2 separate regions of the Homo sapiens genome follow, and region 2 is linked to region 1. Evidence: read pairs that join two places in POLR2A ChIA-PET (ENCODE). Cell type or tissue: HepG2. All regions are shown on one strand. Links, peaks and the distances in the headings refer to the core of each region. The heading gives the core; the rest is flanking DNA. Region 1 overlaps TRAM2 (translocation associated membrane protein 2). Region 2 has its middle 36 kb from the start of PAQR8.

Region 1 (5,261 bases), core at 1-5,000:
GCCTGGATGATCTCTTCTTGCAGTAACCTAAGTCTCTGTGCTGCCTAGCTCACCTCCCGTCTCCAGCCCTTTCTCTACACTGTGAGAAGAATGAGATTTGTGCAATGGAAATCACCTTGGGTTGTCCCCTGCTTGAAAACCATCAGTGGCTACCTCTCATGTGTAGGATGAAGTTCTATTTTTATATCTGCTGCTGTAAAGGGTCCTTCATAGGACCTGCCTTCTGCCAACCTTCCAGCCTCACTACCATCCATACACAGGCCCCTCATTTTCCCAGGGAGTCACATTTCTCCCTTCTCTCTGCTTTAGTGCATGCAGTTCCCTCAGCCTGTAGCACCCTTCCTGCCTCCTGTTTGCCTCTTCAGCCCTTCAGAGTGCAGATCAGGTAGAACGTTGCTGGTGAAGTTTTCCCTGGGGTGGGGCAGCCTCAGTTCTCACAGTCAGGAGCCTCTCCATCCTGAACCGCCTGTACTTGCCCTGTGAGAATGATGATTCTGTTGTGTTGTAAATGACTTTTTTGCATACTGATTTATCTGTCTGGGCTGCACATTTGAGCGGTGGTACCATTCCTACCTGGGATGGTGGTGCTGGGTGTGGGGTTGGAGCAAAATTCCTGAGTGTGGGAGTGGGGGCAAAACATGAAAAGCAAGGTAGGGCCACCTTGGAGTTGGAATGTCAGCATAGGTCCTGATTCTCTCCTGAGCAATAGGGAGCCATGGAGGACTATGGAACAGGGCCTGTGGAATTTTAAGATGGATCTGTTGTCTTTTCCGGAGCTTGGTCAGAGGGAGATGGCAGAAACAGCACTTGGGGTTGGTTCTTCCAGCTGCCCTTGGCAAGGCCATGGCCTTGGTTCCTTGTGTGGCCTTGGGTATGTGTGCAATAGGTGGGGGTGGGGTTCATAGCAGTGACTAGGAGAATGAAGGAAGAGAACCATGCTCCCAATTCCTCCCCTACTCCTGCAAGGCCTTGGCAGGAGAGCTGCTTTCCTCTTTCCTTCTCTTTGTGTGTGTCCGCCCCTTCTTATGCTCTTACCCTGTGATTTTCTTACAGAGAGATTATCTGTGCTTCTTGGCAAAAGCTTAAGGTCATTCGTGTCCCAGGCAGTTCCTGTCCCTTCTTGTAGCCCCCTGAAAGAGACTTACTTAATGGGCCTCGGGTGGGGGACACCTGGCCTCCTGGACCTTGCTCCAAGGCCTGCATTCAGCCCCAAGTGGGGTTTTGCACATTGAGCCATGGCCGAGGGTGTCTGATGCCTCCTGTCAACCTCTGAGACCCAGCTGTGAGTTCAGATGGGGGTCCAGCCTCTCCGTCTAATTTTTGGTTTTCTTCCTGGGCCACCTTTGCCCTGCATGAAGTCACCATCAGATTCCTGGGATGCTAGAGCTTGGAATGGAGACTAGCCTAGCAGGACTGAGAAAAAATCCCCAAGTCTTTTTATATTTTAGTTAAAACCCACTTTCAAGTTAGTCTAATGAGATTTTATACGTATATAACTGTGTATGTGAGAGAGAAACCTTGGGATATGGTATTTAAATATTGACATTTGCCCAGGCTTTGTTTATTTGGCTTAGGGGTATGCGGAGACTGGTTTGTGGCAAAGTGTGGGGAGTGTTTACCTGAGGCCCTGCCTTTGGTGTTATATTTGTATCTCCTGTTCATCTGTAGCACATTTTCCTGGGAACTCTTGCCTTTTATGTTGTTATTTTCCTTCTCCACTTTGAAGATGATTCTGAATATCCCCTTGTGAATATTATTTGCTGACAAACAGAGACATTTGAGTGCTGGATGTTTTTCATTAATGTTCTTGGCCTTGGTTTAAGACGCTGGAATCAAATCATCATCATGAAGTTCTGCTTATCGGGTTCCCTCACGTAGGTGGTCATTGGCCGGTCTTTGTAGACTCGAGCAAGATGGACTCAAACGCCAGTGCCGAGTGTGTTAGGATGCATTTCCCACAGGAGGAGGATGCACTGCTGTAACAGAGAGTGACAGGAAACCAAGGTGATTCAGAAGTGAGACACACATAGCAGAGGTCCCCAGCCTGACCTTGACTTCTAAAGCTACTGGAATGGTACCATGGCCAACTCCTTGGGACCCCTCATTTAAGCTCTTTTACTGACACACTCCTCCATGGAGTAGGGGTAGTATGGAAACTAGGACACAGAGATCACACATCTAACATTTAAAAAACTCATATTTTCACTTTCCGGCCTCAGTTTGCTTAGTTTAATGATAGGCGGAGGTTGACATCCAGGGTCAAGGCCTGTCTTTATGTGCCCCTACACAAATACCCAGAGGAATTTGAAGGCTTCCTGTGAGAATTGGCCTGCAGCCCTGCTGACGGGCCTGGTTTATGGCCCCCGGAGATGGCTTCACCCTGCTCCATCGCTGTGTGAACTCATGGTTCATTTTCTTAGCAGGCTCTAATCCACGTGCCTAGCTCTTCAGTCAAAATGTGGGGGTCAACATGCTGATGTTTGAAACTTTCAAGGTGGTGGAGAATAATTTGAAATGGTTGCAGCAGGTCACTGTCTGCCAACTCTGGCTTTCTCTAAGAGCAAACAAGCAAATGAAGGCAAATATACCTGGGTCCTGCCTGGTCCAGCTACCCTGAGTATGTGGAGACCTTGAATAATCCTTTTATTTCCCTGAATACCAGGAAATGCCAGAAGTTCCTTGGGGATGATTCTCCCTGGCACCCACTCTTGTTGCTTGCTGAAGATTAGTGACAGACAGGATGTCGCAGACACATCTATACTGATTAGAATGACCCTCCTCTCTTTTTGCTTTCTGTCTTACGGAGCGAAAACATCTTTAAAAACTACAGCTGAAATGACACTGTGCTACACCGGTGAGGGGTTTCTTTTCTGTAGTCAAGTCTAAAATATTACCTAATCTGAACTCTCCAAAAATAACTCACAACCTAAAATTTTTCACTCCATAATCCTTTCTTTTTTATGTTATTATTTTTAATGTATCAATGATACTGCATCAGAACAGGTGGCTTTTGGCCAAAAGTAAAAACATTTTGTTCTGACCAATGTGTGTTTTACTCATATCCAAACACAACCAGTAATATGAACTCTGCCCCATGATGCAGGAGAAATAAATATTAAGAATGTCACTATTCTGGAAAATTATTTTGCCTGAGCATTTAAAATTTTTTATGTAGTTTTTAGCTTCCATAAGGAATGGTTTATGAGTATGCTATGCTATCCAGATAAGGGGAAAAGCTACTTGGTGGGGGCAGGTGGGTGTGAGTGAGAGTGAAGTATATAATCAAGTGGTAAGTATTAGAAATACCTAGTCAGTGCTTTTTTTTAGGGGAGGATGAGAATATATATATTAAGGCTCTCAAAGAAGTAATACATTTACTTCAGCAAATTCGTATGTTTTATATAAGGCTATCTATAAAGCACGTAGAAGGCCAAGTTCAAGCTATACCAGCATAAATTGCATAAATACACAGTCTTCTTAAAGTTATAATTAACTTGTGGATATAAAGGCAGTGGGGAAGGGCTTTCCCTAGGCCACCCTCTGTTTTTCAGTACCCGATTAATTTCCCAAATTGGGGATGTATATTATGGCAAGTTCAAGCTTTATTCTCTTTTTTAAAAAGCCCAACTTCAAAGATTTTTTAAACCCTTTATTGTGACTCTTTCTACATTCCTCTGTATCCCAATATAAAGTTTAGACTTTTAAATCAATGACTGTAACAAACCAAGTAATATAATTTTATTGTGGCTATTCAAATTTCGAGTTTTTTTCATAAATACACAATGTCACTTTTAATCTAAAACTGCTATCAAAACTGTTAATAGTGAGTCTATTCAACATCGTGATCACAGGCTTGTAGAGAATCTGTTGTGTGCGTGTTTGTTTAGCTTTGCCTGATTTTTGTATCAAGGCAGTTTTTCAGGTGAAAAACCAGAATCTCTAGGCGTTGCTAAAAGCCACACAGAAAGGTACTGTCATAACTCTGCCCCCTGTGATTCAGGCGCTCAGCCCTCACAGACAGCCTCTGGCCCTTCAAAACGGAGATTTTCAGAAAGCACAAGTGAAAAGCATCTTTGTTTCAGCTGTATCTGCCTTTTATCGAGCAGTGGAGGGGCTGCAAACCCACGTCCATCACACCCCGACCACATACCTGGCGCATGCAGGTGATCAGTGGGCTTGGGACATAAACACTCCAGGAAAAAAGGCTAAAAGACTATTTTTTTTAAAAAAAAAAAAAACCCAAAAATCTCTTCCCCACCAATTGGGCGTAACTTTCCAAGGTTTTCTTGTCTGCCTGAAATTTTCCTATTCACTTCCTCCGCAGAAAGATGCAAAATCAATCTGGGGAAAGCCTTAGTGAAGACCCTTTGGCTTCCAAAAACAGGCCGAGCTGGGAGAAGAAGGGAAGTTTTAGGTACCTAATTTCCCAGCCTCAGCAGGACCTGTCACTTGGCTTTACCCTGTGTTTCTCAGGAAGAAAAAATGAGGGTCCTCACTGTCAGTCGTGGGACATATGTGTCTCTGTGTTTTGTCCTTTAGGTGGGAGGTGTGGTGTCCGTGGGACAGAAGTCATTAAGAGCAGAGCTGCTCCTGTAAAATAAGGCCTTCTGTACCCTGTCTGCCCCCGGGGGCTGGTCTGCCCACACAGCCCCTTCCAAGTGCCAATGCATGGATGTGTCTGCCAAAAAAAAAAAAAACAGAATAAACTGAACCAAAGGATTTAATACTTTAAAAGAGAAGCCATGAAACTGCTTTCATCACAGTTCTTCTCTTTTATCTTTGGTGACCAGCTAACAACTTGCAGTGAAAGGAGAACCTATCTGGGCATCTGGAAGCCTAGGTGTACCCAGTGCCTGTGGCTGGCAGGTGGTGGATTAACCCGAGAGGCCTTATTTTCTTGCTCTGTCAGACATAGGTGATACCCAGACCTTATCTTCACAAAGTGAAGAAGCAACAATATATTTTAAACTTCTGGAAAGACCTCTTAGAAAGTTTGTCAGTGTAAGGTTGCGTTTTGGGCATTGGAAAGTAAGTAGAATCAGGTAAAGTTTACCTTTTCGAGCTGAGGGTGAGAAGGACCTTTAAGGACATTCGTTCTGAGCTGCTCCTTTGGCTTTATCCTTCCCGTGCTTATCTGTGAAATGGGGACATGATTAGTACCTATCTTGTAGGGTCATTGTGGGGATGACATGAGATAGATTTATGTGAAGCCCTTGGACTCATGCATGGCACCAAATAAGCACTCGATAACATTAACTGTT
Region 2 (5,489 bases), core at 252-5,251, 220 kb after region 1:
CTATGAGGGAGGGAGAATTGAAAAGTGCAGAGAAAGACAAATTTAACTTACAAAAATTTTCTGCGTATATACTTGTAAAGGAAAAGAATACATTCAGAAGGTAGATGAAAGGGGCTTTTAGGGTTTGCCAGCAGTAGATAAGACAGATGTAGAGAGCAGCAGCTTGGATGGAGGGAACTCAGAAATGAGCTGTCCAAGTAGGATTTTTTAAAGTATAATTTTTTTTATTAAATGTGATAAAACTTCCTTTTCACCAGGCTTCCTAAAGACATAAATTATCTTTCAAGGTCTTGGGAGGTAGATTCGTGTGTCTGATTAGCGTGGGTTCCACATGGCAACAGGCCTCAAAGCAGAAGCACACAGTACTTGATTTATTTGTTGGGGTTACACAAGCTTCCCTGCCTGTTCTGCTGTGGGACAGCCTGGAGTCCACACCCACACTAGCCTATTTTTGGTCTGGGTTGGGTAGCTTACAAGGAAGGTAAGAGGCCAATTGACCCCTTATCAGTAGTTTCATTAACCAAGCCACTCCCAGATTTTTATTTGTTTGGTGGGAGGTCTGGGTCATCAAGTGGGGAAACTTCCCCAGAACAAGCTACTAAGTCTCCGAACAAAGGAACACAAAAGGTGTTACCATTTTTTCCTGAACAATTGGTGGGTTTTTTGTTTTTGTTTTTTTTTGACAGAGTCTTGCTCTTTTGCCCAGGCTGGAGTGCAGTGATGTGATCTCAGCTCACTGCATCCTCTGCCTCCTGGGTTCAAGTGATTCTCCTGCCTCAGCCTCCTAAGTAGCTGAGATTATAGGCGTGTGCCACCATGCCTAAGGGAGGAGACCACCCCTCATATTGTCTTAAGCCCAATTTCTGCCTCCAAGAAAGAAGTAAAAACTAAAAGGCAGAAATGAAATCCACAGGCAGACAGCCCGGCGCCACACCCTGGGCCTGTAGTTAAAGATCAACCCCTGACCTAATCGGTTATGTTATCTATAGATTACAGACATTGTATAGAAAAGCACTGAAAGTCCTTGTCCTGTTCTGTTCCGTTCTAATTACCAGAACATGCAGCCCCCATTCACGTACCCCCTGCTTGCTCAATCGATCACGACCCTCTCACGTGGATCCCCTTAGAGTTGTGAGCCCTTAAAAGGGACAGGAATTGCTCACTTGGGGAGCTTGGTTGTTGGAGACGTGAGTCTTGCTGAAGCTCCCAGCCAAATAAAGCCCTTCCTTCTTTAACTTGGTGTCTGAAGGCTTTTGTCTGTGGCTTGTCCTGCTACAGCCCGGCTAATTTTTGTATTTTTTTTTTTTTTTTAGTAGAAATGGGGCTTCACTATGTTGGCCAGGCTGGTCTCGAGCTCCTGACCTCATGATCCGCCTGCTTCAGCCTCCCAAAATGCTGGGATTACAGGCGTGAGCCACTGCACCCGGCCACTAAGCCCTTTTTCTTGTAGTTATCCTCCTATGAAGATAGCAACTTTATCCAAGGTTCGTTCCCCCTCCCAGGGCAGGCTCCATTCAATGACTGGTCAATGTCCCCAACATGGGGACAACTCTTCAGGGTCATCCCAGTTCCAGAGACCCATGTGGTGCAAGAAAGCAGGCGCTGAAGCTGGTCACCCACCAACTGGCTGGAAAGAAGGAAAAGAAAATCTGGGGACCCAATTCACTATGCCAAAAGAAAAAAACATTAAGCTGAAAGCTGAGTTATGGAAGAAACTGCCTTTCCTTTTGTTCCTAAGCAAATAACTACAAATACAAGGCTAAATATCTCCACAGGAGATATTTAAATAAAAGGCTAAATACCTCCATTCTATGTTCACCTTATATAAAGTGCCGATTTACTGAGCACAATATGAATACATCATTGACTATCCCCCTACCTACTCCTTTTCCCTTGCAACATGTAGACTACCATACCCTCCTTCTTTCCCCTCCAGCCCACTTTCCCTCTTTGGATATTGAAGACCTCAAATTCATCTTTAGAGAAAGTCACAGACCACAGATTACTTCTGTGATTCTGTGTTTCTTTCTTCTGGGCATGTCCTTAACCTTGGCAAAATAAACTTCTAAATTGATGGAGCCCTGCCTCAGATACTTTCTGGTTGACAGACCCATCACGGGTGGTTGGTAGAGCATGGATAAAGCCTTGCACACAGTAGCAGAATGATTGCTAACACTTTCTGGAAGGGCATACCTTTGGAAGGGAATGCACTGGCTGGGGCAATGGAACCAGTATTTGAGAAGCATGAGGAAATTAGCAATTATAAGGACAGTAGGATCAGATGACTGTTGCTGAGGGCAAAAGATGTTCTGGAGAAAGACAAGGAAAGGCTGAGGGTGATTAACCCAGCAATTAAATCAGCTAAACATAAAAGTCAGAGGGCTTTCTTGTCAGTACAAGGAGACTCTCATCTATAGCTGGAGAACAGACAAGGTTGAAGATCAGGCTAGGCACTGAAGCACAAAAGTACAAGGTTCCAAAGAAAAAAGATTAAATTCTCAGCAGCTAAAGGAGGAAAAGGACTACAGGAGCTGCAGGACCTGGTCAGTCTGCACCAGCAGAGCTGAAAGAGATTGAGGCAGGAGAATAGGGCCTAGAGACAGCGAACTTAAGGCCAATTTGTGCTGACTTCCTAAAAGAGAAAACACCAAGTTCTGGGAGCAGGAAATCTAAGGCCAATTCATGCTGACTTCCCAAAGCTGGATCAAAAGGAAAACAAGTGGGACTGAAGGCAGGCAACCTGAAGCCAATTAACACAAACTTCCTAAGGCTAAACCAAACGGGAAAAACTACATCTCCCTACTCCGAGTAACAAAGGATCAAAGGCTACTCTCCCTGCAACCCTCCCCCTTCCACCACATACCAGATGGAAAGGGACAGTGCCTTGGATTAGCTGCAGGCCGAGCACGGGCCGTCCCTTTTATCTTCATAGGGCCCCAATTCACCTCAGCCTTTCTTTCTTTTTGTTTTGTTTTGTTTTTTGAGGCGGAGTCTCACTCTGTCTCCCAGGCTGGAGTACAGGGGTGCGATCTCGGCTCACTGCAACCTCCGCCTCCCGGGTTCAAGCGATTCTTCTGCCTCAGCCTCCTGAATAGCTGAGACTACAGGAGCACACCACCATGCCCGGCTAATTTTTGTATTTTTAGTAGAGACAGGGTTTTACCATGTCAGCCAGGCTGGTCTCGAACTCCTCACCTCGTGTTCCGTCCGCCTCAGCCTCCCAAAGTGCTGGGATTACAGGCGTGAGCCACTGCGCCCGGCCCACCTCAGCCTTTAATTAGCCACAGACCCAATCCTTCATCCAGGTAAGGGGTATCCGATAAGAACTTCAAACGGGGTACTTAAAGCCCAGAAAACTTTGTAACTGGGCCCTTGAGCTGCTTGCTTGAGACCACTCCCACCCTGCGGAGTGTTTTCTTGCTTTAATAAATTCCAGCTGTCAGGGGCCAGGCACAGTGGCTCACACCTGTAATCCCAGCACTTTGGGGGGGTCAAGACGGGAGGATCACCTGAGGTCAGGAGTTCGAGACCAGCTTGACCAAAATGGTGAAACCCCGTCTCTACTAAAATTACAAACATTAGCTGGGGGTGGTGGCGGGCACCTGTAATCCCAGCTACTCAGAAGGCTGAGGCAGGAGAATCGCTTGAACTCGGAAGGTGGAGGTTGCAGTGAGCCAAGATTGTGCCATTGCACTCCAGCCTGGGCGATAGAGCAAGAATGTCTCAAAAAAAACAAACAAAAAACACACCAAGGACCTGGACAACTAGTAGTCAAGACCCTCCACTGGTAATAAGATGATGTATGGGTTTAGATTCTGAGGTTATAGGATCAAGAGGAAGAGGCTGAGGGAGAGTTGATTGATATGGGACCATTTTTCTGGGATATAGGATTTAATATCCTGGCATGGACCCCAGTACACTGCTGGGATGGCTCTTTACACATTTGGAGAAAGTGATGCCCACATTAAATGAGAAGTAAATATCAGAACTTCTGTTGCAAACAGTGGAAAAAGGAATCAAATATCTCATAGAAAGGGGTATGTTTGAGTGGATTTGTTATGTAAGGATGGAAAACCCACCAGAGGACAATTTTCCATGGTAGGGTCCAGAGGACATTTCATTTACCAAAGCAATAAAGAAAGCTCTGATAAGAGGGACAATTCATCTTGACTGGAATCAACAAATATTTTAGCTTTGCCTCCGTCTTTCCTGTTTACAAGGCCCCAGACAGCACCACTGTCCGAGGTTTACAGAGTGTTTGATCCACTGGGAGGAGATCCTACAAAAGATCAAACTGGAATAAAGGACACACTTTACAACCCATAAGATGTGACAGTGAGTACATGGTCATAGGACTCAATGGCTCTATCCATACTGTTACAGGTAGATAGGCATGAGCGGGGCAGGAGAGTGCTCTCCCCGCACCCACTAGAAATGTTGAGTGATGGCTCAGCAATTATCGCATTGCCTCTCTAAAAATGATAATTTGGAAGCACCAGGGAGAGGCCAATTCCTGACGGTCCACACCTCTTAACATCAAAATGTTAATTGAATGCAGGCCCTAGGGATAAGCAACTTCCTGGGCATGCGTGTTAAGAGACAAAAATGTGGACGTATGATCTTCCAGGTACACTCCACTGGAAAAGGGAAGAAAGCCTCAGATGGGCATGCATATAACTCCCTATACACACAGTGCCTGCTCAATTCCAAAGGGTAAGGAAAGTACCACATATGAGGAAAGCCCACCCTAAGGGAAGAGTTATGGGAAAGAGGTGAGCCTGTAAGTCCTGGGATCAAGGTTAAAGACCCCCTTTTTTCTGTCTTCTTTTGCACCCTTTTCTTTCTTGGACATTCAGGTGTCCGGCTGAGTCTCTTTCAAGAGAATTTTCCATTCTCTCCTGTTCCAAAGACTTTTAAATAAACTTCCACTCCTGCTCTGAAACTTGCCTGGGTATTTTTTTCTGCTTTATGCCCCTCAGTCAAATTCTTTCTTCTGAAGAGGCACAGACTTAAGTTGCTGTGGACCCTATGGATTCACTGCCAGTAATTCGTGGTAACTCAGATCTTTTCCATCGCTAACAACACTGCACCACATAGAGCAGCAGAATGGCTTGTAGAGGTGCAAATGAGAGGCCAGCTTGAAGGTGATACTTTATAATGTATATCCTTTTTTTTTTTTTTTTTTTGAGATGGAGTTTCACGTTTTCACCCAGGCTGGAGTGAAGTGGCATGATCTCTGCTCACTGCACCCTCCGCCCACGGAGTTCAAGTGATTCTCTTGTCTCAGCCTCCCAAGTAGCTGGGATTGTATGTGCCCGCCATCACGCCCAGCTATTTTTTGTATTTTCAGTAGAGACGGGGTTTTGCCATGTTGGCCAGGCTGGTCTCAAACTCCTGACCTCAAGTGATCCACCTGCCTCAGCCTCCCAAAGTGCTGGGATTACAGGTGTGAGCCACCAGGCCCGACCCTTACAGAGTATATCCTAAAG

The links. Peaks named below come from ENCODE experiments on the same cell type or tissue, not always from the same donor. Only the 100,000 strongest peaks of a DNase experiment are listed, where the experiment ranks them.
Region 2: POLR2A ChIA-PET joins it to region 1 with 8 read pairs; 2 of 35 experiments call an interaction of 5 or more read pairs at or near these places.

What each region holds. Positions count from the first base shown.
Region 1 is chr6:52,541,240-52,546,500 of GRCh38, reverse strand. The region is part of intron 1 of TRAM2 (translocation associated membrane protein 2); the gene reads left to right. Among named protein-coding and RNA genes, the nearest start is that of TRAM2, 33 kb to the left of the region's middle. RefSeq lists enhancers at 153-202, 253-432. In HepG2, for the core only: no CTCF peak of the experiment used is centred there; DNase peaks (open chromatin) are centred at 1,610, 1,980, 2,310, 2,620 and 2 weaker places; H3K4me3 peaks cover 2,352 bases.
Region 2 is chr6:52,323,397-52,328,885 of GRCh38, reverse strand. No RefSeq gene overlaps it. Among named protein-coding and RNA genes, the nearest start is that of PAQR8, 36 kb to the left of the region's middle. RefSeq lists enhancers at 1,933-2,539, 2,540-3,145. In HepG2, for the core only: no CTCF peak of the experiment used is centred there; DNase peaks (open chromatin) are centred at 455, 1,025, 2,215 and 2,835; H3K4me3 peaks cover 1,827 bases.